7 separate regions of the Mus musculus genome follow, and regions 2, 3, 4, 5, 6 and 7 are each linked to region 1. The links are chromatin loops, found by intact Hi-C in ENCODE. Cell type or tissue: heart. All regions are shown on one strand.

Region 1 (4,000 bases):
TGTGTTTCTCTTTAAGACTATTCACCAGAATTATCAACTGTATTAGTTATATTTCTACTGCTGTGATAAAACACCTGAACCAATGTGATTTACAGAAGAATGGGTTTACTGAGGCTTACAGTTTCAGTGGGTTAGAGTTCTTGCCCATAAAGGCAGGGTTCATGCAGCAGGCAGGCAGGAGTGATGTTGGAGCAGTAGCTGAGAGCTTTCAACTGCCCCAATCACAAGGCAGAGGGAGCTAAGTGGGAAAGGGGCTTTAGAAACCTCAAAGGTCACCACCAGTGACATACAGTGACACACTTCCTACAAAAAGGTCACACCTATTCCAGCAAGGCCACACCTCCTAAAAGTGCCACTTCCCGTGGGCCAAGGATATTCAAACCACCACAGAAAGGGAATTCTTTGCTAATGGACTAATGGTTGTGGTAATTCGGTTAGGTACCCTGTGACCTCAGAGTCCTCCTCACCGTTTTGTTTGTTCTCTCTCTCTCTCTCTCTCTCTCTCTCTCTCTCTCTCTCTCTCTCTCATGTGTGTGTGTGTTGTCTATTTTGAGACATGGTCTCACTCTGGGGCCCAAGCGCCTCTTGAATCTGAAGCCTTCCTTCCTCAGGTTGTCCAGTGGTGGGATAACAGGCATATGCCACCACGCCCGAATAGCTCACCCTATTCTTGACATTCAGACGTCTTCTTCTTCTTCTTCTTCTTCTTCTTCTTCTTCTTCTTCTTCTTCTTCTTCTTCTTCTTCTTCTTCTTCTTCTTCTTCTTCTTCTCCTTCTCCTTCTCCTTCTCCTTCTCCTTCTCCTCCTCCTCCTCCTCCTCCTCCTCCTCCTCCTCCTCCTCCTCCTCCTCCTTCCTCCTCCTCCTCCTCCTCCTTCTTCTTCTTGTTTTTTTGAGACAGGGTTTCTCTATATAGCTCTATAGCTCTGGCTGTCCTTGAACTCACTTTGTAGACCAGGCTGGCCTCGAACTCAGAAATCCGCCTGCCTCTGCCTCCCAAGTGCAGGGATTAAAGGCGTGTGCCACCAGACTTCTTTAACATTTGTCCTTTCCCCTTGTCGCTTCTGTATTTCTCTATTTGGCAGTTTACTTAGTGATACCTGTGTGCTTCTTCAGCCCTCCCCACTCCCAGTCCCTATCTATGCTCCCTGCCTTGTAGTCTAGACAGTGGGTCCTCCTTTGGGTGGCACCCTTCTCCTACTTTGTCCTGCTCTGGACAGGGATGTCCCAGTATTTGCTAACTTGGACTGATTTCTGCAAGGGGCTCTAACCACAAACCCCACTCATCCATTCCTTCCTCTTCTTTGAAATTCTCAAAAGTGCTAAGCCACTTGAAAATGACACATATTTGTTGAAGCTAGAAGGGATCATGAGTGACCAGGCACAGGAAGCCAGGAGGAGAAGGAGGAGAAGGGGGAGGAGGAGGAGGAGGAGGAGGAGGAGGAGGAGGAGGAGGAGGAGGAGGAGAAGGAGAAGGAGAAGGAGAAGGAGAAGGAGAAGGAGAAGGAGAAGGAGAAGGAGAAGGAGAAGGAGAAGGAGAAGGAGAAGGAGAAGGAGAAGGAGAAGGAGAAGGAGAAGGAGAAGGAGAAGGAGAAGGAGAAGGAGAAGGAGAAGGAGAAAACTAAACAAAACCTAAAACAATACCTTGGCTTCTATTAGAGCAAGTTCTCAACGTTCAAACATCCTAATTTAGCTTAGACAAAATAGTCCACATTCCATTTCAAGGGAGACTGCCTTCCTCCCCACCCCCTTTCCCTAACTCTTCCTTCCCCACCCCCAGTCTAGTTTCTCCCTTTTTCCTGGCTGTCTTACTGTGATTTCCCCATCAAAACCCTTTATCTACAACTGCCTTTAATCAGGAGTCTTCTAAAAGAGGCAAGCTCTCTGTAACTTAAAGGAAAGCCCTCCGAGAAGCTTGCCGGTGGCCAGGATGCCTGGAGGCGAGAAGGCTCCAAGGCCAAGTTCCTGAGTCCGCTAGCATAAAAGGGCTAACTTCCTTGCGAGTCTGATCCATTCTGCGCAGCTGGACACAGGAAAGCAGCCTCCCAGCAAGGAGTAAAAGCCCGGGCACTTTGAAAGTACCCTTTCTACCCAGATCCGGGAGAAGTCCTGGGGTGCGAAGGCGGGGCTACTAGACTGGCGACACCCTCCTGAATGTCCAGCCCCGCCTTCCAACCACCTTTGGGATTTGGTTCGTGAAGCAAGATCGCCCTCTCAGTGAAAGGCAGATGTCCCTTTAAGGTTTGCTTTGCTGCTGCCTGTGGACTTTAGCCTAAACACGGTCCCGCGAAGTTGGCTTTATTTGTCCATGTCTCGGACAGAGCCTGGGTGGCTGCCAGTGAGATTTCAGAGACTTGAGCGCAAAGGGGCGGGAGATGTGGCAATCCATCTGGGATCTGAGAAGCGTGGAGCGGGCTTAGCAGCATTCGACCAAAACACAGGAAATTACTCTTCCACCGCTCCAGGGCGCTGCAGCCGCTGGGGCCGCTGCCGGACACCCGCGGAGACCGCACCGAGTGACCCAGAGCGCAAGTCGCCGGCGCCTGGCTTCTGCCTGTTCCTGCCAGCTCCTGCCCACGAACCAGTACGTCGCTGGTTCCAGCAGCCACTCCAGCAATGGTCCCCAGGCGTCCTGCTAGCCTAGAGGTCACTGTAGCCTGCATCTGGCTTCTCACCGGTGAGCGACCCTGCTTTCCTGAGCATCTCTGGTGGGGCTTGGGGCTTTGGTGAGGGGTGACACACATAGCAGAAGGGCAAACCAGAGGGGACCTCAGGTACAGCTGTCAGTTCAAAGGACTGAAGGTAGCGCCCGCGTGAGGGAGGAGGTGCTGAGAACTTTCCAAGTACATCTGGCATTTCTAATTAAAGTTGTTTTTAAGTTGTGCGTTGTGTTTTAGGCATTTGAATTATTGCAAGGGAGAGAGTAACCGGAGGCGTCTGATTAGTGTGCAAAGTTCCTGCCCTAGGGTTGCTCAGAAGTGAACTTGATAGCATTTTCTTCCTTTTTAATACTTAGGACCTTCTCTGCCAAAGAACAAGGAAAGACAGGCATGCCAGACAAATCTACTTCTTGTCCCAATATGACGTTTCTACGTTAGCTCCTAAGAGGCGGAACATTTTGAAATTGAATGTTTAGCACCCAAATGTCGCAGTGCTGTCTTTCAAATACAAATGCGTTTCTTAAGAAGGTGCAGTACCTTCTTAAAAGATACTGCAGTGTTCTATTCAACTGAGAGAAATGTGGGGACATTTCCGATTTCCCTAACAGTAGCTAAGCTCACAGCCTTTATTGTAGTTACCAGTTGGGGAGGGAAACTGAGCTGGTGTCCAAGTGAAAGGATTTAAGCACAGTTTATCACTTCTTTAGTTCTTCAATTAGTAGCTTTCTTTAACAGGACATGATATTCAATTGCCTGATTGTTTTCACTGTTGGCGTGCCTAACTAGTTAATTTCACATTGGACTATTACATAGGGCCAGTTAACCCTGCAGTGGACGGCTAAGCACTGAGAACCCTTACATTCACTTCCAAATGGAGTTTTAATAAGCCCATCCTCTGTCATAGTAAAGTGGTGTGGGCAGTTAACGAGCTACGGGCTTTCATCCCAACATTTCCCACTCTTCAGGAAATGCCCAGGAATCCAAACAGTGGTGACTTCTAAACAGCATTCTAGGCCAAGGAGTGGTTTTAACCTACCGGCTCCTGCATTGACCCTTGATGCAAGCTTGGCTTGTGAGTCCCTTCCAACCCTAACTTTCAGAGATTGTATCTTGATGTTTTGCAAAATCGGAATTGTTTACTAATTACTCAAGCTGTATCTTTTTTTTTTTTCCTCCCCATTTTACCAACCATTCAGTCAGTGTGCAAACGAAACTTCCATATTCTCTAAAAGGAGGGGTGGGGATGAGAAAGCTACAGTTTCACATATACATTGGTATGACATGCTTTGCTGAATCCAAGATGAGAGTTAAAAGAGGCCGATCGGCAGGTTTTTCTAAAGTA
Region 2 (4,000 bases), 120 kb before region 1:
TGAGGTGGTGAATGTCAAGGTTTAGTGTGAAGTGTAACATTCATTTTAGACACAGAGATACTCCATAGGAAATAAAGACAGCATTGATGGAGAAGAGCGTAAATGTCTTACAAGCATAGAACAGTGTCCTGTTGAGGAAGTGATAAATAATAAGGCTTTCTTACCACACCTGCTACTCATTAAGAGACAGAAGCCTCTTGGCCACCATTAATACTTTCAGCATCTGCCAGAGGAAATAGAGGGCTTTGCAAAGACAAAGATGTTTTTTAAAAGGTGGTGGTAGAACTGAACAGATGTGTGTCTATTTTGTAGATTAGATTATAAAGAACTTCAGTGAATAAAGGTTCAATGATTAAAGCATCCACATAAACAACACTGATCAAATACAATCATATAAGAAATGGAGGGTGATCATTTCATCTAAAAAAAAGCATAAATGCTTGAAGTATCCACTTTGCTGTTAATATTGCACAAAATAAAAGATTTTTTTCTTAACTATAAAGGCATCTTTGGCAACCCAAGACGTAAAGTGTCTTGCTAGGAGAGTTGGACTCGAGAGCTGGATCATTTATTAAAGTCAAGGCTCACAACCAAGACATCAAGTTGCAGAGTTAAAGGAAGTGATGAAGATTATAAATGCAAGCTAATTGTTTCACAAGATGAAGACTGAGTCGTTGCCTTAAGATCTAAGTAATAATGAGAAACGGCTTCCTCCTCTTTTCAAGTCCCATTCAGCCCGGGAAAGAGTAGAGGTAGGGAAATGATCCCTCTAGTTTCTCACACTCAACATGGAAGCTAACCCGTAAATAGACTCAAAGTGCAGGGACTCGGGTAAGAAGAACAGCAGCCTCAGAAAATGCTGAAGGCTGTAGTTCAAGAAGCCTACCTCTCCTTTTCTAACAGGGTTTTCTGCCAAAACTAAAATAAAATCGACCCTGGAAAACCTTCATGACACTGTGGCTCTGGTCTAATCTAAAGGCTGATATAACTTTAGCTTGAATGAAAAGGAACAGAGGATTTTTCGTATGTGTAGATGCATTGTGTCGTCGATTAGAAGGTGGGGAAGCGTGTGGGGGACTTTTGGGATAGCATTGGAAATGTAAATGAAATAAATACCCAAAAGAAAGAAAGAAAGAGAGAGAGAGAGAGAGAGAGAGAGAGAGAGAGAGAGAGGGAGAGAGAGGGAGAGGAAGGAAGGAAGGAAGGAAGGAAGAAAGAAAGAAAGAAAGAAAGAAAGAAAGAAAGAAAGAAAGAAAGAAAGAAAGAAAGAAAGAAAGAAAGAAAGAAAGAAAACATTTGTTCTGATTTACCAGAATCTGACTTTCTGAGAGAAAAATTACCAGGAACTTCAATTCCTTAGTGTCTCTAAGGAATCATTAATTCCTCTGTCACATCTCTGCTATCTGCCCTAAATCCATCCCCAGTCACCCTACAGCATAAGTGGCATCTTCTCGGTGTCTCCCTGGGTAGAAAGGAAGATAAAATTGATAACGACTGAGGATTCTACTTAGATCAAGTGTTCCTTGCAGGTATTGATTTTGTTTTCTTATCTTAACAGCCAAGCTTAAAGTCTTAAATCTTAAACAGACTATTTGTTATTTCAAGTTGTAGCCACAAGGTAGCAGAATGACTTAATTTTAACTCCTTCTAAAACCTATTAAGCAACTCAGGAAACATGTTGGAAATATGATCATGCTGTAGTACAGGAAAAATATAAAATTAAATATGTGTTTTTCTTAGGAAAAACAACTTTTAAAATGTAAGGCAAAAATGGTGGTAAGGGAATCAGATATTCTCTTGTTAATGAGGGGCACTGAATGTGTGGAACTAAAATTACAGCCATATTTGACTTTTCTTAGTTGCCTCATTTGCTAAATCCCCAAACCAAAATATCACAATTAATAAAAGAATATCATACACAAATTTATGTTTATTTATAGTCAATAATCAAGGACTAGCGTATAGAAGTATATAAATTTCCAAACAAGCTTTGTTTTTATAAATTAATGACAGTAATTAATATTAAAACTGTTCAAATCTTTGGAGATTGAAGTGATACATATGCATATATGTAAATATGAGTTTCTCAATAATTCCCTGCTCTTATTATTGTGAATAAATCATTAAGATTTGTAGCTGGATTACGAAGTGAACATAAAAAGGAAGAGAATATTGTATTCTGTTTTATTAACTAGTAGATGCACTCAAAATGCAGTAATGAAATATATTTAAAGAAAGTAAGATGCCTAATCTTAATAGCTGCGGATGAGACTTCTCAGAGTCGAGCTATAAACGTGTCTCAGGAAGCCCGTCCCTGGATGCTTGCTGGCATTCCTTTGTATGTCTGCCTAAGAGCAGAAGTCTGAGAAAACAGATAAGCCTTCTTCTGTGATAGTGAGACTGACAGCCCAGACTCGGGGAGAAGTCTATGAAGAATGCCAGGGCCAAGGGCGTTTCTCACCCCCTCCAAAAAAATACCTTCTTTTCTTTACACCAGAATTTCAGGCAGAACCCTAGTATCAAGTATGTTACATTCTGACAAATGCTAAATATCCCATTAGACTCCCCATAAAAGACAAAGGAGAAAATGTAGGTCACACTAGGGGAGTACACAGACACATAAAGGGAAGTGCCATAAGATATACCTATGTGTAATTATATAATTACAGAGTGATAGCAAAGAGGGTAAAATTGGAAGTCAATCCTTTGTTAGTGGAAAAAAATGCAAAGGAAGGATAGTTAATACTTTTTAATAGGTTAATAGTAAAAAGTACTGAATCTAAAGTGTAATGACCCAAAATATGTCCTCAATATGAGGAATTTTGTAGTAACTGCATGAATAAGTACAATAATTCTTAAAATATATAAGTACCATATGCTCTAACGATATCTCTCCTACATCAGTACCCAAAGGCACCAAAGTCAGCATATAATAAATTTATCAAGTTAACATCAGCATTGGTTATTACAGGCTAGTGGTAGAATCAGATCAAGTACTCATGAACAGGTAAATAGATTAAAAACTCATAACATATATTTTTCAGATAAGAAACAATGTCAGTTATGGGAAAATGGATAAAATTGGAGACATTCATGTTTTAAAAAATAGGTTTGTTGCAGAAAAACAAGCATCACATTAAAAATAGGATATTAACATAGGACATGAAAAAATAGGAAGAGATCCAGAAACAGCAAGAATGAGGAGGAAAATAAAGACAGAAGATGTAGAGATGTGAAGACAGTCAAAGAATCTTATATAAAAAATGAATATAGCATAATGAAACCCAGAGTTTTCTAGGGTTGATACACAACAATAGAAAAGAAAAAAAGAAAGTATCTGAAGGAATAAGTAGATCTCAACACCTATGCTTAGGGGAAAAGTTGGAATTCAGTAAGCAAATGTTAAAATGATTCCAACCATCTTAATTTTTATTTTTGTCTTGAGAAAGTCTTAAATTCCTAAGGGAGAAATAAAAGCAATACAAGAAATATTTGCAGCTTTAACCTGCTTTACAGCACCACAGATGGAAGTTAGAAGACAAATGATCTCATTCCACTTTCACTAAAAATGTTGAGATAGTGTCTCCTAGGGATTCCAGAAGCTACACCCATAAAGTCTCATTAGCATAACTGCAGGAACATGAGCCAAACAAGAACGGTAGCAGTGAACATGCCAAACTGGGCAGGGAAAATCCTGAACCTTACACAAAGAACTTCAGGCAACTGAGGAATGTTAGGGGAGAAAGAAATAGTCTTATCTAAGAGAGAGCACATCAACCCGTTATCTGATACCAAATGGTCAGCGCTGAAACAATACATACAAGGAGCATGATTTGGATTGAGCAGATTATATTTAGGAATTTTGTATACATGCAATCACGAATTAATGAAGACAGAGGCCATGAATTCGGAAGAGAGCTGGAAGGGGTGTGTGGTAGGTTTGAAGGGATGAAAAAGGAAAGGAGACATGTTGTAATTATAATCTCAAAAAGTTTTTTTA
Region 3 (4,000 bases), 98 kb after region 1:
CTGACTATCTACAAGAGGGCACTATCAAAGTGTCACTTCTGTAGCTGTTAAAGGCTCTCTTTCAAATTTCCCAGCAGAGCCTTTTAATAACAAATGAAAGAGAATATGGGGATGAGACTTGACTTTTAAAAGGGTAGGCTATGTTGAGTTTCAGTGAACAAGAAAAATATAGAGAAAAATACTTGTGTATATGCATATGCATGTGTGTGCATGTGTGCGTGCGTGCGTGCGTGCGTGCGTGCATGCATGCGTGTGTGTGTGTGTGTGTGTGTGTGTGTGTGTGTGTGTGTGTGTGTGGTGAGGACTGAACCCAGATCTTTATATATGCCAGACAACTGCTCTACAACTTCACTATATCTCCAGTTCAAGAAAGTGATGAAAACTTGAGGTTTCAGTATTTCTTGAGTAGCCCATGCTAACTAACATTTTGCTTTGCAACCAAGCGCACACATGTACATGCCTATAAAAAGAAAGCCATCTCAGTACGACTCATGACAGTGCTGTTATATACAGTGCACTGTGCAGTTCTCATCTCTTCCTGCTTTTTCGATTTTCTTTCAGTGAAAGTGCTTCACTCGCCCTTTCAAGTCTGAGTCACAGTGAGCTTGGTTTGTTTGTGGGGTGATAAGGAATGTGAGCCCAGGCTCTCCAGCCCCCTTTTCTCTGCAATGCCTCCAGAGACAGAACACTTGAGTCCTTATCACTCTAAAGTCATAGCAGTGTCTGAATGGCTCAGCTGTCCTGCGTTCTCAGCACACATCTCTGTCACACGGCTTTAGTCTTTCAATAGCCATTGGGATGCTATTTAGCAACCATGTTTGCCTAGATTTAATATGGACGGTCTTCCAAATCATTGTGCCCTTTTAACTTTTAATAACACAGGCCAAGAAAGAATCTATAAAGGTTTTTTTTTTGCATATTTTATTTATTTACATTTCAAATATTATCACCTTTCCCAGTTTGTCCTCCACAAGCCCCCTACCCCATACCCCTCCCCCTGTTTCTATGAGGGTGCTCCCCCCACCCACCCACCCACCCACGCACTCCCACTTCACCACCCTAGCATTCTCCTACACTGGGGCATCAAGCTGTCAAAGGGCCATGGCCTCTCCTCCCATTGATGCCAGATAAGGCCATCCTCTGCTACACATGCGGCTTGAGCCATGGGTCCCTCCATGTGTACTCTTTGGTTGGTGATTTAGTTGCTGAGTGCTCTGGTGGGTCTAATTGGTTGATATTGTTGTTCTTTCTATGGGTTGCAAACCTCTTCAGCTCCTTCAGCCCTTCCCCTAACTCCTCCATTGGGCATGCCATGCTCCGTCTGATGGTTGCCTGTGAGCATCCACATCTGTATTGGTCAGGCTCTGGCAGAGACTCTCAGGAGACAGCTATATTAGGCTCCAGTCAGCAAGCACTTCTTGGCATCAGCAATAGTGTCTGGGTTTGGTGTCTGCATGTGGGATGGATCCCTAGGTAGGGCATTCTCTGGATGACCTTTCCTTCAGTCTCTGCCCCGTTCTTTGTCCCTATATTTCCTTTAGACATTTTTGAGACTATAATTAGGGTTCCTCCTTTTCTTTCTGCCCTCAGGGTCCTCTCATGTAACCCTCCCTGCTATCCTTCAAATTCATGCTCCTTTTTCATTAATTGTTATTAAATGTGTGTGTGTGTGCACGTGCACGTGTGTGTGCACATATACATCATAAGATTTTTAAATATAAGCTGTTTGGTCTGTATAATGTTACTTGTATGAGTTGGATTTTCTGTAATTACTTACACTAGTCAAATACAGTAAGTATCATTTCTTAATATTCTCTAAGTAAGGAAGCAAAAATAACCTATAATTGGCTGGATGTAGTCACACTGTAGGGGACATAGTTTATTTTGCCTGAAATGACATTTTAAGATTTTTTTCTAACCTAACTAAAGCCCTATTAAAGTTCCTTAATAAAATGTTCAAATGCTTCAAGACATCTCTGTATCTAAATATGATATCATTCTATAAAACTCTCCAAAGATTAAAATACCTTTTTGCATCTTAATGCTGCACTATCAAGGCTAAAAGCCACCTGGGTTGTCTGCTGTTTCTGTTTTTGTTTGCAAGGCAAGGATCTGCTGGCTTTGGTCCGCCACTCCAGCCTCCCTGGGGCTGGCACCAAACAGCAAATGGCGGTACATAGAGTACATTTGCCCTTACTCTTTTCATAATGAGATCGGAAAAGGCTTTTCCCCAACTTGTTTGGGAAATCTCCATTTCCTGTCACTATTTTTGTCACATGGTAAATAGCTGCAGTTAGGAAAGTCTGCCTTGTGAGGCACAATGCCACCTAGTGAGTCAAGCATGCTCAGGCATGGACTACATAGGTCAGGGAATGGTATGGATTTCCCTGTTTTATAGACTTCCGGGGTGGGGGGAAAGGCTCGCACTCCTAACTGAAAACAGGGTCAAAGTGGGTGTTTTACTCCCCATGACCCTGTCTGTCAGGGTTGAAAGTAAGAAACTTGGCTTAAACCTTGGGGAAAGCTATGTAGCTCCTTTCTCTGTCCTCAACTGAAAGCACAGCACCGGCCTGGGGTGGAGGGGTGGGGGAGTGGGGGGTGGGAGGGTGGGGGTGGGGGTCGGGGGAGGGGGATGGCATGCTGATATATACTACTCTGTTTTTTGCCATCAGTCCTGTAAAAACAAGCAAGGACATAGCTTGAATCATTAGGTATCAAAACCAAACTTTAAGGTAAAAATGCATCGTAGTCATTTAAAGGGACATTTGTATGAGAGATTGAAATGATACATTCAGATTCCTGATTGATTGCCACATTTGATTCTAGCCCTATAAAAGCTCAACTACAGCTACATTCTTTATACGCAGTAAATAAATAGTAAGGCTGTTTAATTTCACAAATCTAATGATTTTCATGCTTCAATTGACACAATTGACAGGCTGGCTTTGCCAAAAAAAAATTATGTTTTTTTTTTTTTAACTTATTTTTAAGACCAAATAGACTAGTCACTCCCTGGAAGCAAGTAGATCAACATTCGCTCAGTTCCCCCAGGAAGCTGTGGCTTCGGGTCTGTAAATATTTTGAGAAGACTGCAGCCTGCAGCTCCAATCAATGTTCCTCCTTGTCTGTATTTCAGCCATGAGCTTCAAAACTGGGGTGGGGGGGTGTTAAAAATATGATGTTCCTTTAAAAAGTATAGATTCAGATGGGACTCAAACTGGGGCTATGTGAGAAAGTCACCTACTGAGCTGAAGGAGCCCCACATACAGCATTAGAACCAACGTGAGCTGGAATCCTTAAGGCTATCATCACACCATGTACCTTGAAAGGATGCAGGGCCCCCGATGTTTGTAGGTGGGACTATTGAGTTGAGAATCTCTTTCAATACATGAGCGAAGGATTCTTCAGTCTATAAGGTATCAAATTTAGCTCTGATGGGGTTCCCAGGTCAAGTAAGCAAGACAGTTAATTTCTACTGTAGTAATTCTGTTTTCCAAAGAACCATGGAATCATAGGTAGCTACAGCATGGAACTGATGGTCAGGCTGACTTGCTAAAATAATATGTTATTTTAAACTTATTTTTAAGACCGAATAAACTCCTTGCAAGCAAGTAGATCAACATTCCCTTAGCAAGGACAGGAGGCCAATGTGTCAGAATGGGAGAAAAGGTCCCCTTCACTAACTGGTCTTATGCTCAGCCATGCCCAGGAGTTTTGCTTGAGAAGTGCATGGCTGAGAATTCTCTGATGTGTCCCATAGTTCTGCTTGGCAAGTCTCCGGGTTCCGGCAGGTCAATGACAGCCTAAAAAAAACCTGGCTAGTCACTTACTGTGATATCTTTACACTATGTACAGCTACAGCTGACCAGTCAGCAGCTTCGTTTGAAATGGAGATGTCTCAGACCGGCTTCAGTGCTCATTATTCACAGGTATGTTGACCATGTGCAAGGAAGAAATACCTTTTCTACAAGTTTTCCTCCCCCAAGCAATGCCCAGGCTT
Region 4 (4,000 bases), 86 kb before region 1:
GAGCCCTGTTTCTATCTACACATTTGATCTCCTATAATTATAGGTTAATACTCTATTTAGAAAGGCCCTGGCAACTATAGCGTGAGGCATTCACAGATATACGTGACACATTGTATCAGACAGCTCAGCTCTAGAAATGCAAGGATAATAATGATAAATGGTGAGCCACAAGACAGTTTAAGGCATAACAAGGTGCTGAGCGAAATTAAGGTGGAGAGAGAGGCACCGATCAAAATCAATGGGACTTTTCTGAATTAAGCTACCACAGAATAAACTAAAATAAATTTTATTGGTTATTTTATTTATATACATTTCAAATCTTATCCTTGTACAATCTCCCCTCCGAAAACCTCCTATCCCATCCCCCTCCCTCCTGCTTCTATGAGGGTGTTCCCACTCCTGCCTTTCCACCCTAGCATTCCCGATACACTGGGGCAATGGGATTTCACAAGACCAATGGCCTCCCCTCTCATTGATTCCAGATAAAGCCGTCCTCTGCTACATATGAGGCTGGAGCCATGGGTCCCTCCATGTATACTCTTTGGTTGGTGGTTTAGTCTTTGGGAGTTCTAAAGTGAATTTTTTAAGGGCATATTGAAAACAACAAAAGAATGTGTTATTGACATAACTTCCTTCAGCTCTTCTTGCCCCAAAGGCATTTGTTTTTGTTCAGAGTTTGCAAATGAACTCCTTTCTGCTAGGGATAAAGGAAAGAAAAGGTCTTTCTCCCACATAAATACCACCAATGATGTTTTATGTAGGCAACAGTCCCAGAGGATATTTTTGAAAAAATATTTGGCTGGTTTTCTTTTGTAAATGATTAGAGGATATGATCTTCCTTTTTAGTGTTCTTATGGGAATCTTGAATGGGTCTGTGCTTCTTGTGTCTTTTCCTTCTTTTGTTATATTTTATTTTATTTTACCTTATTTTATTATTATCCCTTAGAAGCCTATTTGTTTTCTAAGGAGAGGCACTAAGGGATAGATCTGCACTGGAGGGGAAGTGGGAGGAACTAAGAGGAATAAAGAGAGAGAAACTGTACTCAGGATATATTTTGTGAAAAAAAATGAATAAATCTATTTTCAATGAAAGGAAAAGCAATACAGAAGGAATGTGGGAAGGCAGATATTTAATTTTTGATATAAAGATTTCTCAGGGACAAAGCCTCCCTCCTAAGATGGCTCATGCTATCTGATAAATAAGAGACCTGCTTTCCTCTGGGCTCTCCGCTGTCTGGCTGAGTTCACCATACATATCACTTAGCCCTTAGTGCATAAAATGACTGGATACAAGTGGCCTTATCCTTAATAGCATAAATCTTACCTGGTAATTCTGTCAGCACAATTAAAAGAGGTGTCCTTCATAGCACTCTCTGTAGGATAAAAACTTAGGTGACAGAAAAATGCCTACACAGAGAAAGGATGGTTCTAATGGTGACAACTCACTGTACCAGGTACCTTTCATGGCTATGAATAGCTTTTATACAAGCTCAGTGATGTAGACTAAGAGCACATGCACTTGGACATCAACTCAAAAGTATGCTTTGGTCAAAAGAAGCTCATTTAGTCACTAGAACGTCCAGTTTCTAATTATAGAGCCATATGGGAACTCAGCTATAGGCAGAGTAGTCTTCACTGGAATGTAAGATCTGTCAGTCTTGTCCAGACTAGGATCACAACCAGGAATTCACCAATTTAGAGTCATACGTTAGACCTGTAATAATGGTGGAATTCAGTGACATACATAGGCTCCTCTAGCTGGGAGTTTTGTGAATCCACTGTCAGCATTCTGTAGACTATCAGTATCACATGATAAACACGTATTAAAATTGGAAAGCCAAAGAGAGACAACTGGAGGATGGGGATGGGGAGGAAGAAAGCCAAAGGGCAGGAAAGAGGGACATGGGAGGGCACAGGAACATAAAAAATCAATAAAAACAAAGAATTTATGAGAATCCTGCTACAAAACTTTGCCTTGTATGCTATTTTCTTTTAAACTAATACAAAGGAGCAAGCAAAGCTTGACTGAACCTTGTCTCTGTGTTCATACACGACTCGTGCCAACTAAAGTAAGCTAAATCTCCATACATTAGCACCAAGAAAGCAACAAACCAGAATCTAAACAGGAAGCTCTTAGTGAAACAAAATTCAGGTATGAATGAGAGTCACGGCAGCTCATGGTCACTGTGGAAAAGACATTTTTCTCACACCTCTGCACTTCCAATTATCTTCACAGCTGAGCATGGAAATGCTCAAATACCAGAGGCATGATTCTTTCATGTTATTTATGGCCAAGCCAGAGCAGGAAGTATCTGAAACCCCATGAGAATTCCCTCCCTTCAGTTATTTCTAGCTCCATGTTTGTGTTTTTAGAGGTCTGAATTGTTCACAAGCCCCTCCTAAAAGACAAATAAGCCTGATTCGATTCCTTAAAAAAAAAAAAGCCCTAAGAGGTATTTATTTATTTATTTATTTATTTATTTATTTATTCAAGACAGGGTTTCTCTGTATAGCTCTGGCTGTCCTGGAACTCACTCTCTAGACGAGGCTGGTCTTGAACTCAGAAAAATCTGCCTGTCTCTGCCTCCCAAGTGCTGGGATTAAAGGCGTGCGCCACCACTGCCCAGCAAGGTTGTACTTTCTAATAGTAGTATTTTCAAAGTGCTGTAAGAAGCTAACAGAATTGTGTCCCAGAGAGCGAACAGTTTCTAAGGTCGATGCAGTAAGGAGTTTTGCTAAGAATAAAAAAGTTCTAATCTACATGTTATTCAAGCTAATCACATGGTATGGCTATGGGTCATATCCATAGTTGCTACCCAACACATAAGTATATTTATTCGTACTCTTGCTTGACTAAGCAGATATTTCAGCTGTGCCTGTGGAAGACGGAAGACTCTTATCATCAGCCATCACAAAGGTGGAGCAACACAAACTTAGTGCAATCAGAGGAAGGGGTAGCCATTGCTGGTCAAGGTTGCTCCTGGCATACTGCCCTGCTCTGGAGGAAGGAGCTATCTGGGAAGACATGTTAGGGAAGAGATGACCTTTCAGGCAACAGCGCTGGCAGCCTAGGATGCACAGGAATCACCATGCTGTGGGACTAAATCACCATGCTGTATCCTGGACTAAAACCACAGCAATGCTTTTGCACCCAACAGCACACCATGGAACAAGCTCTGATACTAGGCATAGCTCAGATTATTATTGCCTGATTATGTAGCCAAGCCCAACATAAGAAGCCAGGTGCTAGTTTTAAATGTTGTCCTCATTTTATACTTCCCATTTGATTATACACTAGAAAAGATAAAAATACACCTCTTTTCTGTTGAAAAAAATCCACATTTTTTTTCTTTCAGCCAAGGTACAAAGGAATACAGATAAGATACTAGAAAAATATGCAACACACTCCACAGAACCAGATAGAGCTATAACATTTTTGAGCAAATACAACTTTCTCACATTTAGATTTTTACCACGAATTCATAAGCCTTAAGAAAGTTTAATATAAAACTTCTCATCATAAAGTCTGGCGTTTGTCAAATATTCGCGCTCTCTAGCATTTCAGAGCATAACATATAGAAGTATTTTTGTCACATACATTTTCAGTGGCAGAATCACACTAAATGTGGGTCAAGGGCTTCTTAGAACTCAGCCAAATGTTAGGTGCCATGCAACTAGGATCTCCTATTTCAGGGAAAATCATCTCCTCTCAGGGAACATTCTGGTCAATTATTTTCTACAATTTCTATGGAAGAGAAATATTTTCAACCTGTCACCATCTCATTGCAAGGATTTAGAAAAATGTGCTAAAGAAAAAATTTAGTTGCTCACAATGCAGGCAGCGAAGATGGATTTGGCTCCACCATGTGTTCTTTACTCTGACCATTCTCCTCTCTGTGCTCATGTGGACTGTTAAGTGGGAGGTAACCACAGAAGGCTTAGATTCATATAAGCAACCAAATCAAGTCTCTCAAACAGCAAGATGGCAGACAAAGGGTTT
Region 5 (4,000 bases), 110 kb after region 1:
CACCACCACATGAGGGCCCAAGTGTGGATTCCTTCCACTGTCAACGAAAGAAAAAGCTCTCACTTCAGAGGAGTTAAAGACTTATTTTGGTTTATTTTGAAGCAAATATGAGTCTTGGGAATTCAAGTCATTTAACTCTTCCCTAACAGAGTGGGTTTCCATGTGGAAGCAGTTTTGTGGAATTTTACAGTAAGAGAACAAAGTCATAAATCCAGGTATCTCAGACTGGCAATTACAGCAAAGTGGAGAGTCTCCCCTGTAGGCCTCAGATATCATCTGAGGACATTCTTAGCTTTTAGGTCGGCTTGAAGCTACCGGACTTCTTAGTTAATAGATTCCTGAAAGGGTTTTGTCTTTTAGTTACAGAACATGAGCTGTGTAGCAGAGTTGAGCTAAAACTAGGCCAAGTTAAGGTAATCGGGCTGTGGACTTGTAGGTTGGCAGCTTTTCCACACCAGAGCAGCTCCCGTCAGTCAGACAGCCTCTGCAGGTACAGCTTCTTTTCAGGGATTCTCAGTCACACCGCCCACGTTAAAGAAGGCATGACAGCATGCACCTGGTACCCGGGGCAGGAGAGGTGGGCGAACAAGAAGCCCTCTGTTCACAGGCCAAGCAGCCTAGCTGAATCAGTGACCTCTCCATCCAAAGAAAGACTGTCTTCAGACACAGAGCAACTGAGATCGATGAAGGAAGATCCTAACATCAACCGCTGCTCTCTGCGTGCATATGCGTACACACAAGGAGTGGGGGAAAAAAAACAGAAATGTAAAAAAAAAAAATAAATACAACAATGATGTTGTATTAAACTGTAAAGCTGGACACTTCAGACAGTAGATGATTCACACCCTAGGCAGACGACGGGAACATTAAAGGTTTGATCATGCTACTTGAGACAGTACATAATTGAAAACATGACTGTTTTCTTCCTGGAGTTTTAAAGTAACTTGGAAGTTACGTGAAACAGCACACACTCTCAGTGTTTCAAACATCATTCTTCTCCCAAGAAACAAAAGCAAGGCCGTGTCACAGAACAGAGAACAGAGAAGTGTTAGAGTTTTAGGGAAAGCCGGGGGGGGGGGGGGGGAGGTGCTGGAGGGACAACTAGTTTTCTAGATGCCTTTGAACCATTTCCTCATTGGAAACTAACTCACAGATCCCCCAAATACCATTTTGATTCCGAGCTCACACCCGGCCACTTGGTACAAAGTCTTCTGTCTTTGAACTAAACATCTGAGATGGCTCTAAACAGCAGGGGTCTCCGAGGACAGGAGATAAAATCTTTTCTCAGTCAAACAATCATTGCAGAACAATAGTCGTGAAAGCACATATAATATACAAAGCAGAGTGTCCTCTGATGCACCCACATTACCCTAGCAAGTTAAATGCAACAATGTGCGAGTCATCTCACTGTTTATGTGTTTGCAGGGCCAGAGATGTGGCTGTAGTTAAAGTGACCATGAATTTTGAACCCAACAAAGTGAATATTCAAAAGAAAAACTGCCGTGTGGAGGGCAAAGAAACAGTATGCATAAATGCTACAATGTGTTTTCATGTGAAATTGAAGTCTAAAGAAGACTCAGTTTACGAGGCTGGTAAGCATTATGGTTGTCGCGTGCACTTTGGGGCAGCGGAGACTTCATTGGCTCCAGGATGATGGCCTCTCCCAAGCATAATAAACTGCTCATGACATTTGCCCAGTGAGTGCGTCCACCCTTGAAACCACTCCTGCTCCAGGAGGAACAATAGTGGGAGCCTAGTCAACTCCGCAGCAGAAAAGAGATATCTGAACACAATGACCTCAAAATTCCATGTTTTCCTGTGCTTCCCCATATGTTTATAAACACTCACAGATAGCATTTAAAAAAGAATCATTTCCCTTCTACTGCCCCCTCCTGGGAAAGGCTGGTATTATAGATGACCTGATGATTTCAAATGACAAATACCCCTCCCTGCCCCACCACCTCCCCAGCCCCAGCCCTGATCCCATTGTTCTTTTCCCACTGAGATCAGACTTCTATTTTTAGCCACATATGGGGGGTTATAGTTTGGTGGCGGAGGCGGGGGGGGGGGGACGCTGGATGTATTGTGTCAACCTGTGTGTCCCCTCTGCCTGGTGTTCTGAGCTTTCTAAGACAGTCTTCATTGATGTTGAAATACATTGGGGTCAAACTGTGAGGGCCATTGGCTACAGAATTGTGGTTTACTCCACAAACAAAATACAAAGGCAATAAGGAAACTCACTAATCTTTAAGATTAAACTGTCTTAAGTTTCTCTGGTTGTGCCTCTCTGATAGTCTTTTGACTCAAAGGCAAATGAAATGCAGAGATAGCCATAAAGACTTAGGCTTTCATATGCAACACTATTTTATATTTTTTAATAAAGCACATAAAGGAGATTTGTTGTCCTCTTATAAAGAAAAAGGACTCACTCACATTCTTTACTGTGGCTTGCTTATTTTATGGACTTTCCTAGTGTTTTGGTCATAATCTAATTGACGCATTTCTACAAGATGGTAAAAAAAATGGTCATTGTTTATTTTCTTTTCTATTGAAATTTATTTGAAGTCAATCAGTATTCCAGGCAGTTTTCCAGTATCTCTAAACTATAAAAATTATTTAAAACAGAAATTGAGTAAATGAAGACTTAGTTAATAAATCAGAGTTCACATGTATGCCTATGTGAGTGTGTGTGTGCATACATATATTACACATAATTATAACGTAAATGTTCAGTGCATGGTCAAGTCTGAGAGCCATTCTATAGACTCCCTTGAGGTTATGCCCATGAGAGCTTCTATCTCTTTATCGTAGCAATGTAGGTCTTCTTTGTGTAGGATCTCCTACTGATTCACTTGCTCGAACTTTTGCTCGCTAGTTCAACACAGTAGATCAGGTGAGTGTCTATCAGTTTTCCTTTCCTCTTTGTAGATCTGCAGTACCGTGTCACCCTTGATTCGCTGAGGCAGATATCACGGAGCTTTTTTTCTGGAACTCAGGAAAGGAGGATTCAAAGAAACCTCACCGTTCGAGAATCCGAATGCATCAGGCACTCCTTCTACATGTTGGCAAGTAAATCCTGTGTTACAGCTGCCTTTCTCCAACGTGCGAGTGTTGCGTGCACTCATGGGAAGTCACTCCTTCTCTTTGGTTATTAAGAACTGAGAACTGACGAGTTAGGACTTGTATAGAATTTGATGAGCATCAGACACATCTGGCTGCAGGCTGCTGATGGTGACTGCAGCCATGTGTACAAGGTCAGCATGTCCGCTCTGTCCAAGGACCAATGACAAAAGAAATCGCCTAGTTTCAAATGTTACAAGATCTCTTTGCCTTATATTGGCTATTTGAACATTTTGTCTGGAGCTGAATGGGATACAGTTTGTATCCCTGCGTCCCTGGGTTCTGTACTACTGGGGGAGGGGGGAGAATTCATTTAGTCTCAGAGGATCAGAATAAAATAAAAATTGTCATAGGGTTACTGAGGCAGTTCACAGCATTGTTTTTGACATGACAGATTATGGTTCTTACTGAAATGGAAAATACTAATCACATTCCCATCGTTTCCATATTATTATGCACTGGAAAATTCCGTAGATTTAGATATACATGAGTAAAGTACTCATCTGAAGAGTTTGCTCTTCTTAAAGTGAGCCACTTTCCCAGAAGTATTGGAAACTGATGATTGGCACCAGGTCTCAAGAGAATCAACGTTTTTGCCACATAGCTCAGGTGGTATATCCAGGCAGGGGAAATATCAGGTCCCTCTTTGGAGCTCGAGAGAGTGCCCTGTCATAGTCTAGTGCCTCCACTTTCCCTATAACCCTTGTCAAACAGGTATACCTGTCAAACATGGTATACCACTTCAGTGAAGCAAGGGCTGGCTGAAAGGTGATGTCAGGTTAGGTTCACGACGAGAATGTTCCAGTATGCCACAGCAGCAGAGGGATGCCACAACAGAGTCATAGCATCCGGTGACTATGACAGCAGTGACAAGTGTTGT
Region 6 (4,000 bases), 49 kb before region 1:
CCCTGCAGAATATGGGAATACATTTGCCAAAATTCATCTGACAAAAGGCTATTACCAAGAATATATATGGAACTAAATACACTTAGCAAGAAAACAATGGTAATAATCTGAGTAGATAGTTCTCAAAAGAGGAAATACAAGTTTCCAGCTATATGGCAAAAGAGTTAAATGGTATTAGCAGTACAGAAATGCAAAGTGGAACTATAGGGAGATGCTGTGCTGTGGTATTACAGAATGACAATTGTAGAAAAATGACATCAAAGAGCTGGAGAAAAGGGAACTGTTGGCAGTGATGTGAATTAGTACAGTCATTATGAAGAATGTAATGGAGGGTCCTCAACATACTAAATGTGAGCCTACTGTATGGTCCAGAGACTCTATTTCTGGGCATATCTCCAAAAGAAACGAGAAGAATACCAACAAGCTATCTATTTTAGTCCTACTCAAATAACTGATCAAGATATATAGGTAACCATCAACAGATGAACAAACATATATATGAGAAATCCTGCAATGTGGCAAAACAGATGGAACTATAAAATATTACATTAAATAAAATAAGCTAGATACGCAAGAGCAAGCACCACTTGTAGGCTGTCATGTTGGCTTTCATTTTTTTAAGAAGCTTAAAAAAATGTTGAACTGAAAGTAGGCTAGTGATGTCTGGAGGATAAGAACCAGACAAGAGTTGACAGTAAGGATTTAGCTTCCATCTGTGAATATTATACATCTGTATGATAATAGCATACTGAATTTCATAAGTGTATATAATTTAAAAGTTAATAATAAACAGTAATGGAAACAAAATATTACTTTAAAATATTATTTATAAATATTAAGGAGATAATGGGAAAAACTGCAAAAGTTGAACACCACACCCTTGGACATGGAACTGGAACTGAGCTAGATAGGGAAGAAGAAACTGCCGGTGTTTAACAGGAAACTTCCAGCCTTTTTAACTTTTAAATGTCTCACTTGGTTAAAAACAAGAGAATTTCTGGGAAGGCTTAGCTTAATAGCTAAAAAGCACTTGCCACAGAATCCTGACATCCTGGGTTCAGATCCTCAGAACCCATAAACCAGCCCAACATCTAAAATCCCATTGCTACCCACCAAGATGTGATAGGCTGCTTCAGACAACTAGATGGATATCTCTAGTCCAGCTAGCTTGACCTATGCAGTTTCAGAGAGACCTGGTCTCAAGTGAAGAGTTGAAGACCAGCACTGGAAGTTTGTCCTTTGACCTTCACAAGCATTTCCACATGCACACATAGAACTTGCATACATACTCTAACACTCATACACCACAGGTCTCACATGCATACACACATGTCAACAATAACAACAACAAAAATTAAATATAAAAAGGGAATCTTAGGTTACTGAAATAGTTGAGATATTATTCTGGAAGCAAGTGATATATAAGTAGGCCAACAGAGTTGAAGTTTTACTTTTTATAGACCTCAACACCAGAAGGTTCTTCAAAGGTTTATTTACTTTTATGAGTATACAATAGTAACTGTCTTCAGACACACCAGAAGAGGGCATCAGATCCCATTACAGATGGTTGTGAGCCACCACGTGGTTTCTGGGAATTGAACTCAAGAACTCCAGAAGAGCGGTCAGTACTCTGAACCACTGAGCCATCTCTCCAGCCCCAGAAGGTTCATTAAAGGAAATACCATCTTGTTCACTTCTATAATTTCCAGGGAATAGAATGGGGTCTGGCTATCATAGATGCCCTAAAAGTAGCTGTTGAACAAAACATAGGAGACTACAGACATATTACTTAGTAAACTATTGCTGGATTAATTGGCATGGGTGGAGAGGAAGGAAGTTCTGAGGAACACTCAACTTGCAAAAGGCCAAATGTAACTGGGAGATGTGCCAAATATTCACATTCTTAGAAGCTAAAACCAGAGCAAAGCCATGTCAAACAAGTAAGAAAGGGAAATAGAGTAAAATATATTCAAGGTGATATTTTTTTTTTCATTCAGTTAGAGTGCCCGGAGTGGAGCTTGTGAATTCAGAATACTGGTTGCTTATTTGATATTCTAACATACATAAAGTTCAGTGGTTGATAACCAGATAGGTCTGATTCTCATTACTAGGCTTATTATCAGAAAATAATATGAGTCCTTGAGTGTGCATGTGTATGAGTGAGTGTAACATACATGTGTGTGCATGTATCCATGTGTGTGAGCGCGTGTGCATGTAAGTGCATGTGATTATGTGATTATGTGTCTGTGGCCATCTGGTGTTGATGCTTGGTAAATTTTCAGTCACTCTGTGCCTTTTTTTTTTTGTTGTTGTTGTTGTTTTGCTTTTTAAATAGAGCATTTCATAGGACATGGAACTCACAGATTCAGGGGAGCTGGCTCGCCAGTGACTTCTAAGGATCTCCCTGCCTCTGCCTCCCTGGTGCTGGTTTACAGCTATATCCTCGCTGTACTTGGCATTTATGTGGATGCCAGTGATCTAAACTCTGTGAAAAATGTCATAATGAGAGCAGCTATTGTAAATACTGAATAAGCAATAAATTTAACAAGTCAAAAGAGGAAATAGTCTATTTAGTGATTGTGGTTTTAATGTTGAAATATCTATCCCCTATAAAATAGTGTTTGGGTCACACGGTCCCAATCTGGAAATGGGCCTTTAATTGACGCTTGATAGAGAAAGGGGACATTGGGTTGGGACATTTCTTAGTGTAGTACCACGTTCCTGTTCTCGCTCTGATTTGTAACTGTGAGTGCAATGTTACCAGACACCTCATATTCTGACTGCCATGCCTGTCCCAAGACAACGGATTCTATCCTTGCTTAGAATGTAGGATAAAACAAGCCCTTCCCCACTTAAGTTGCTTCTTGTCAAGTATTTGATCACAGTTATCAAATATGGTAATTAATATAGAAAACCAGTGTGAAGGAGTGGAGCTGTTGCTATGATAAATTGGATAAAGGTTCATAAACCTTTGATACCAGTTCACAAAAGGAATGTGAAGTAGTTAGGAATCACAGACTAGAAAAGCCCCAAGTGCCATAGCAAAGGTTTTAGGGCATTCTGGAAGATCAGCAAGTCAAGAAACTTATGAACAACAGAGACACTGCTTATAGACAAGAATTCAAATGGGATATAGTCTAGAGATGGTTTGTGTTATGTTCTGGCAAGGAATATAGTTATATTCTTCCCAGGACCTAAGAACTTGAGTGAAGATGAATTCAAATCAATGGACTAACATCTTTGGTGAAGAAAATCTAAGACATCCAAGCTGTGTCATGGTTTCTGTACACTTTTGTCATCTGAGTCTGCAGTGAGAAACAGAAACAAGACACGTAGAAAAACAAAAAACAAAAATAGTTCAAGATATAGACAACTTTTGCTGCCAAAACATCTGCAATAGTAACAGAAAGTAGCTCTATTAACAAGTCTGGGTTCTTCACTGGAATCATAGGGAAGGTGCAAGGAGGGCAAGGCCTATCAAACGCTTCTTCAAATGTAGTTGAAAAGGATAGAACCAAATAACTTAGAATAGTGCCCTGGGAATTCTCTGCTAAAATAAAAGGCAACAACAACAACAACAAACTCTCCAAGGAACTTGCACAGAAGTGGATGCAACTGTAACCCAGATAATAGAATTTGGTAGCACCAAACACATGTACAGGTTTTAGAAACACAAATATCCAGGAGAAAATGGACCACAGAACATCAAGTCTTGCACAAAGATTACAAAGAGCCTTGAAGCCTGATAATATAAAATAAAGATATCATATATCTTACCAGGAAACCTTGAGATACCACTGTGCACAACTGTAAGGATGCAGCCTAAATTACGAAGGAGACCTCTATATTGTGCAGCTATTTTATCTGGATTGAGAAATCCCATTCTAGGGAGAGAAGTTTGACTCTTTAAGAATCAGGAACTAAGCGAGATTTATAAGGTTAGGGAAGTAAACAAACTTCACAATTTTCAGGAAACCCCTGAAACTTACCTCCCACATTT
Region 7 (4,000 bases), 270 kb after region 1:
TAACTGGGCAGATGCCTTTCTAGTTAGCAGTGTTATTTTTACACGACAGTGAAACTTGCCTCTTTAACTGTGAAGAATAAAGACAACTAGGCCAATTTACTCTAGTCACCTCAGTGATTATTCCTGATACATAGCTGAACCCGACATGTGAAAATCTCACTAAGATTTCATTGAACAGAAGGCAGGATTCTCAGCTGAGCTCCCTCATCTATCTCCATGCACACAGAGAACAACTCTACACACAAAAGGGACTCACCCTTCATGTACTTTCAGGAAGGGCGGAGCCATCAGCAGGAAAAACATCCAGAGGCAAAAGATAAACATGGGGGGAAAGTTGGAAGTACAATATTTACTACTTTAAAGTATAAAGACATAGCCATTGTGTAAATATATAGATTGTATTGTTTGTACTTGATTTTGGCAAAGGAAGCCGAGACGTAAATGTATATATTGCACAGCTGTATTAGAATTGTCTATTTTTTAAAGAGGAAACTGTCCTATTTCTCAACTGATAAGTACTCCTGGTAAGATGTAATATTTGCTGGTTTTAATTAAATGTGTCTTGTCATTTTTCTCTCCACCAAAAGTATATAAGATGGATGTATTTCCTTGTGTATCAACTTAGTGAATTTATCTGACTTCTTAAAAACAATCAAACTGTAGTAATTGACATAAAGAAAAGCCCAAGAGCCAGACAGAAACGTTTTATTTAACTGTAAATCATCCTTTTCATACCCTGTTGTTAAGTATCATTAAAAGTGTTTTGACAGTACGCTGCTCTCTCCTTGGGTTCTTACTGCAACACTACACATATCAGTACGTCTTAGGGACTGCTTTCGCTTCAGCACACATTCAAAGTTTAATTCTAGGCAACTCGAGCTGTCAGCTGCCTAAGTTTCTGTTCTCACAGAAAATGAAAGCACCTGATGTGCTGCAACCTGCAAAGCACAATTAAAACATTTGAATATTAAGTGGGGGAGGGGCTTAAGTGCTTCAAAACTTCAACACACTGAAATGAGCACACTGCAGATTAAAGCTGGACACAGTTACAGACTGCCATCACTGTGTGCATGGCAGACTGCTGCAAAATTCAGGAAAAGTTTGAGGGTGTTGCCCCTCCTCTCAATGATAAAATAGCTCCCAATTAGGTATCAGGCATTCTTTCATGTGGCCTTCTACCTGAACCAAACAAAACCAAACCAAACACTGAAACTGTGTTTAAGATACAATGTTGGAGGGAAGAAAAAGGTTGTTTTGGTTTTAGTTTTCTGGTATTTAAAAAGTTGCATACAAAGTATTTTCAAGATATTCTTTCCCCTTACTCAACTCTTCCCAGATTCTCCTCACCTCCCTACTTATCTGTGTTTTTCTATCTCTCTCTCTCAAAAATAAAATAAAATAAAATAAAATAAAACAAACAAAAGTAGCACAAAAAAGCATGGAATCCACTGTGTTGACCACCACAGGGTCTGCCCTGGAGGGTGGTTGATAAACTGAGTGACACTCCATTAATGTCCATTAATGTCCCAACAGATGTCAATTGCAAACAGTTAGTTGGTCAGGGTGGTCTGCTTCTCAATGCTGGTATTTAAACCTTATCAAAGCCATCATCTGTCCCAGACAGGTCGCTGTATAATTTTATATTTATTCATGTGTAAAAGGTAAGTGACTCCTCTTATTAATTCTATATTAGTATTAAATTAATTAATTATAAATTAATTCCATATTAGTATTAAAAATTATAAACACTTTTTATTATTTTTATTATTATTTTATTATTACTATTTTTATTATTAATTCTATATTATATTATATAATTAATTAATTAATTCTATATTATATTATATAATTTTATATAAATAATTATATAACATATTATATATTATATATTTATTTATTATTTTATATATTTATTAATTCTATATTAGTATTAAAAAGTATAAACACTTCCTTAACAGTCTCTCCCTATTAGGGTGCTATTATTATTATTATTATTCCTTAACAGTCTCTCCCTAATAGGGTGCTATTGTAACTTTTCATTTTTTAATAAGATAGCAATTAAAGATCAGACATTAGGTCTCACTTAAAGACCACTCCAGCCTTATAGAATGGCTACAATAAACTAAACTTTTTGATTCAAGTCAATACAGGATTTAAGTCAGTCACAATTATAGCCCTGCATCTACTGCCCTCTGTTGGATGATCCAACTAATTACAACACACAGTAGTCTAGAATTGCTTGCCCAATTAAATTTAATCAGATGCTGGTTCACATCTGTATGTGGTACCACTTCCATGTCAAGTGTGTTCCATTTGAGACACAGTATGTGAAGCCAACAGCACAAGTATTCATTCGGTAAGTATTTGAGAACATACTATAACCTCATGCACTGGTTAGGCACCTTGGTGAACCTCGTGCAGCTGAGGCTAACGGAGGTGATAAGCTACTGCATGCAGTACTTCAGGTAGCATTAGGTACCGTAGCAAATATGAGACAGAGGAGATGGACGGGATTCCACTTTCATGCAGGGCAGTCTGTGAAGGCTCTCTTTAGAGATAACATTCAGAGACTAGAAGAAAGAGAAGCAGGGCACATACATCTCAGAGGGAAGACTAACCTAGGAAAGGTAGGTGTAGCCTGCCCACACCAGCCTCAGCAAAGCAGCAAGCCTGGAGCAGAATGGGAGCTGGGAGGAAGGCTACTCTGTTGGATCGCAGAGGTAACTCTGGGACCTGGGGTCCCAGTACCTGTGAGAAGCTCTCACTAGGAAGATGTGTTAGGCTGGAAGTGGTAGAGGCAGAGGCAGCGTGGCCATTAGGTGATGCCTGTAATCCACGAGGCCTGGACTATGAAGGGGGAGTAAAGAAACGAGATTCAAGCCTCACCCAGACATCCTGTTAGCCCAGGCATTCACACTCAAACTGTCAAAACCAGGACCCAAATGACGGCTCTGTAACCACTTCTCTCAAAACATTCTGAAGCCATATTGTGACCTTGCATGACCTTACTCAAAGGATAAAAATCTAGAGGCTCTAGATGCCGTCAATGAGTGGACATCTGCTACTGTCTCGTGTGCAGACAAGAGCCTGTCCATTCTCTACCACTCAAGGCATCTGGAGCATACACATGAGCATACACATGAGCTCACGATGGTCGTGTTTCCTGCGGGAAGTCTCCTCAGAACCACAGCCACAGTCCAAAGGGAGCAATCTGTAAAAGACGCTGCTCCTTTTTAAAACTATTCCTCTACCTGCTTTAAGAGCAAACTGGCAACTACTGCGTGTCAGGATGACGTCAGCCCCTTCATCTCTCAGGAACCAGTTCGCTCTGCCACTCCTGCTACGGTAAGGAATAGTGGATCATCTGTTGGATTCCAGTGCTGGGCCCTGCAAACTTTCAACGAGGTTCTATTCCGGTTCTTCCAGCACGTCTCAGGTCACATCCTACATCTGCGTGCCAGAGACTTAAAAGCACAGGCTGGGTCCCACACTGTATAAAGCCTACTTAATGATAGAACAATTCTTTAAAACCATTTCTAACTGCTCTATGTTCTTTAAAAACATGATCTTCAATAAGGTCCTTTTAAAGAACATTTGAATAGGACAATCTGTTTGTTGTTGATTGGTTTGTCTTTGTTTTGTTTTGTTTTGTTTTGTTTTGAGACAGGGTTTCTCTGTGTAACCCTGTTGTTCTGGGACTAGCTATGTAGACTATGATGGCTTCACACTCTGAGATCATCTCTAATGCTAATACTAAAGGCATGCACTACCATTCCCAGTTCTAGTAGAGGTAGCTTAAAAATTAAAAGTACCTTATGTGAACATTAAAAGCAACATATCAATGCCACAGCTGTGAAGTCCTAATAATATACACAGGTCTACTAACTTTATCTGTTTTCAGGTGTAGAGGAAGTGACTCTACCCCGAAGCCCTTGATCCCCCACATAAAGAGCAAGGCTCGGAGGAAGATCAGGAAGGTTCTAGACTGAGAGAAGGCTGA

The links. Hi-C counts contacts between places; a loop is a spot of excess contacts. Peaks named below come from ENCODE experiments on the same cell type or tissue, not always from the same donor. Only the 100,000 strongest peaks of a DNase experiment are listed, where the experiment ranks them.
Region 2: a loop joins it to region 1, with 3 times the contacts of the local background. A loop is called at or near these places in 9 of 42 quality-filtered maps.
Region 3: a loop joins it to region 1, with 2.4 times the contacts of the local background. A loop is called at or near these places in 5 of 42 quality-filtered maps.
Region 4: it touches region 1 in a loop (4-fold over the local background); 3 of 42 quality-filtered maps call a loop at or near these places.
Region 5: a loop joins it to region 1, with 3 times the contacts of the local background. A loop is called at or near these places in 11 of 42 quality-filtered maps.
Region 6: it touches region 1 in a loop (2.3-fold over the local background); 3 of 42 quality-filtered maps call a loop at or near these places.
Region 7: a loop joins it to region 1, with 4 times the contacts of the local background. A loop is called at or near these places in 8 of 42 quality-filtered maps.

What each region holds. Positions count from the first base shown.
Region 1 is chr13:115,100,146-115,104,145 of GRCm38, reverse strand. It overlaps Itga1 (integrin alpha 1), which reads left to right and starts at 2,182. Exons shown (of 29, transcript NM_001033228.3): 1 at 2,182-2,675. The coding sequence starts at 2,615. In heart, CTCF peaks have their summits at 1,184 and 2,466; a DNase peak (open chromatin) is centred at 2,245; H3K4me3 peaks cover 2,432 bases; H3K27ac peaks cover 2,245 bases.
Region 2 is chr13:115,217,526-115,221,525 of GRCm38, reverse strand. No RefSeq gene overlaps it. Among named protein-coding and RNA genes, the nearest start is that of Gm25985, 100 kb to the right of the region's middle. In heart, a CTCF peak has its summit at 1,615 (motif pointing right); no DNase peak of the experiment used is centred here.
Region 3 is chr13:115,002,179-115,006,178 of GRCm38, reverse strand. Itga1 (integrin alpha 1) reads left to right here. Exons shown (of 29, transcript NM_001033228.3): 10 at 3,856-3,929. Among named protein-coding and RNA genes, the nearest start is that of Itga2, 72 kb to the right of the region's middle. In heart, a CTCF peak has its summit at 2,337; no DNase peak of the experiment used is centred here; H3K27ac peaks cover 2,800 bases.
Region 4 is chr13:115,186,543-115,190,542 of GRCm38, reverse strand. No RefSeq gene overlaps it. Among named protein-coding and RNA genes, the nearest start is that of Gm25985, 72 kb to the right of the region's middle. In heart, no CTCF peak of the experiment used is centred here; no DNase peak of the experiment used is centred here; H3K27ac peaks cover 298 bases.
Region 5 is chr13:114,985,195-114,989,194 of GRCm38, reverse strand. Itga1 (integrin alpha 1) reads left to right here. Exons shown (of 29, transcript NM_001033228.3): 16 at 1,426-1,592; 17 at 2,929-3,065. Among named protein-coding and RNA genes, the nearest start is that of Itga2, 55 kb to the right of the region's middle. In heart, a CTCF peak has its summit at 1,875 (motif pointing left); a DNase peak (open chromatin) is centred at 1,734; H3K27ac peaks cover 408 bases.
Region 6 is chr13:115,148,686-115,152,685 of GRCm38, reverse strand. No RefSeq gene overlaps it. Among named protein-coding and RNA genes, the nearest start is that of Gm25985, 35 kb to the right of the region's middle. In heart, a CTCF peak has its summit at 1,517 (motif pointing right); no DNase peak of the experiment used is centred here.
Region 7 is chr13:114,829,853-114,833,852 of GRCm38, reverse strand. Itga2 (integrin alpha 2) reads left to right here. Exons shown (of 30, transcript NM_008396.3): 30 at 1-772. Among named protein-coding and RNA genes, the nearest start is that of Mocs2, 14 kb to the right of the region's middle. In heart, a CTCF peak has its summit at 2,189 (motif pointing left); no DNase peak of the experiment used is centred here.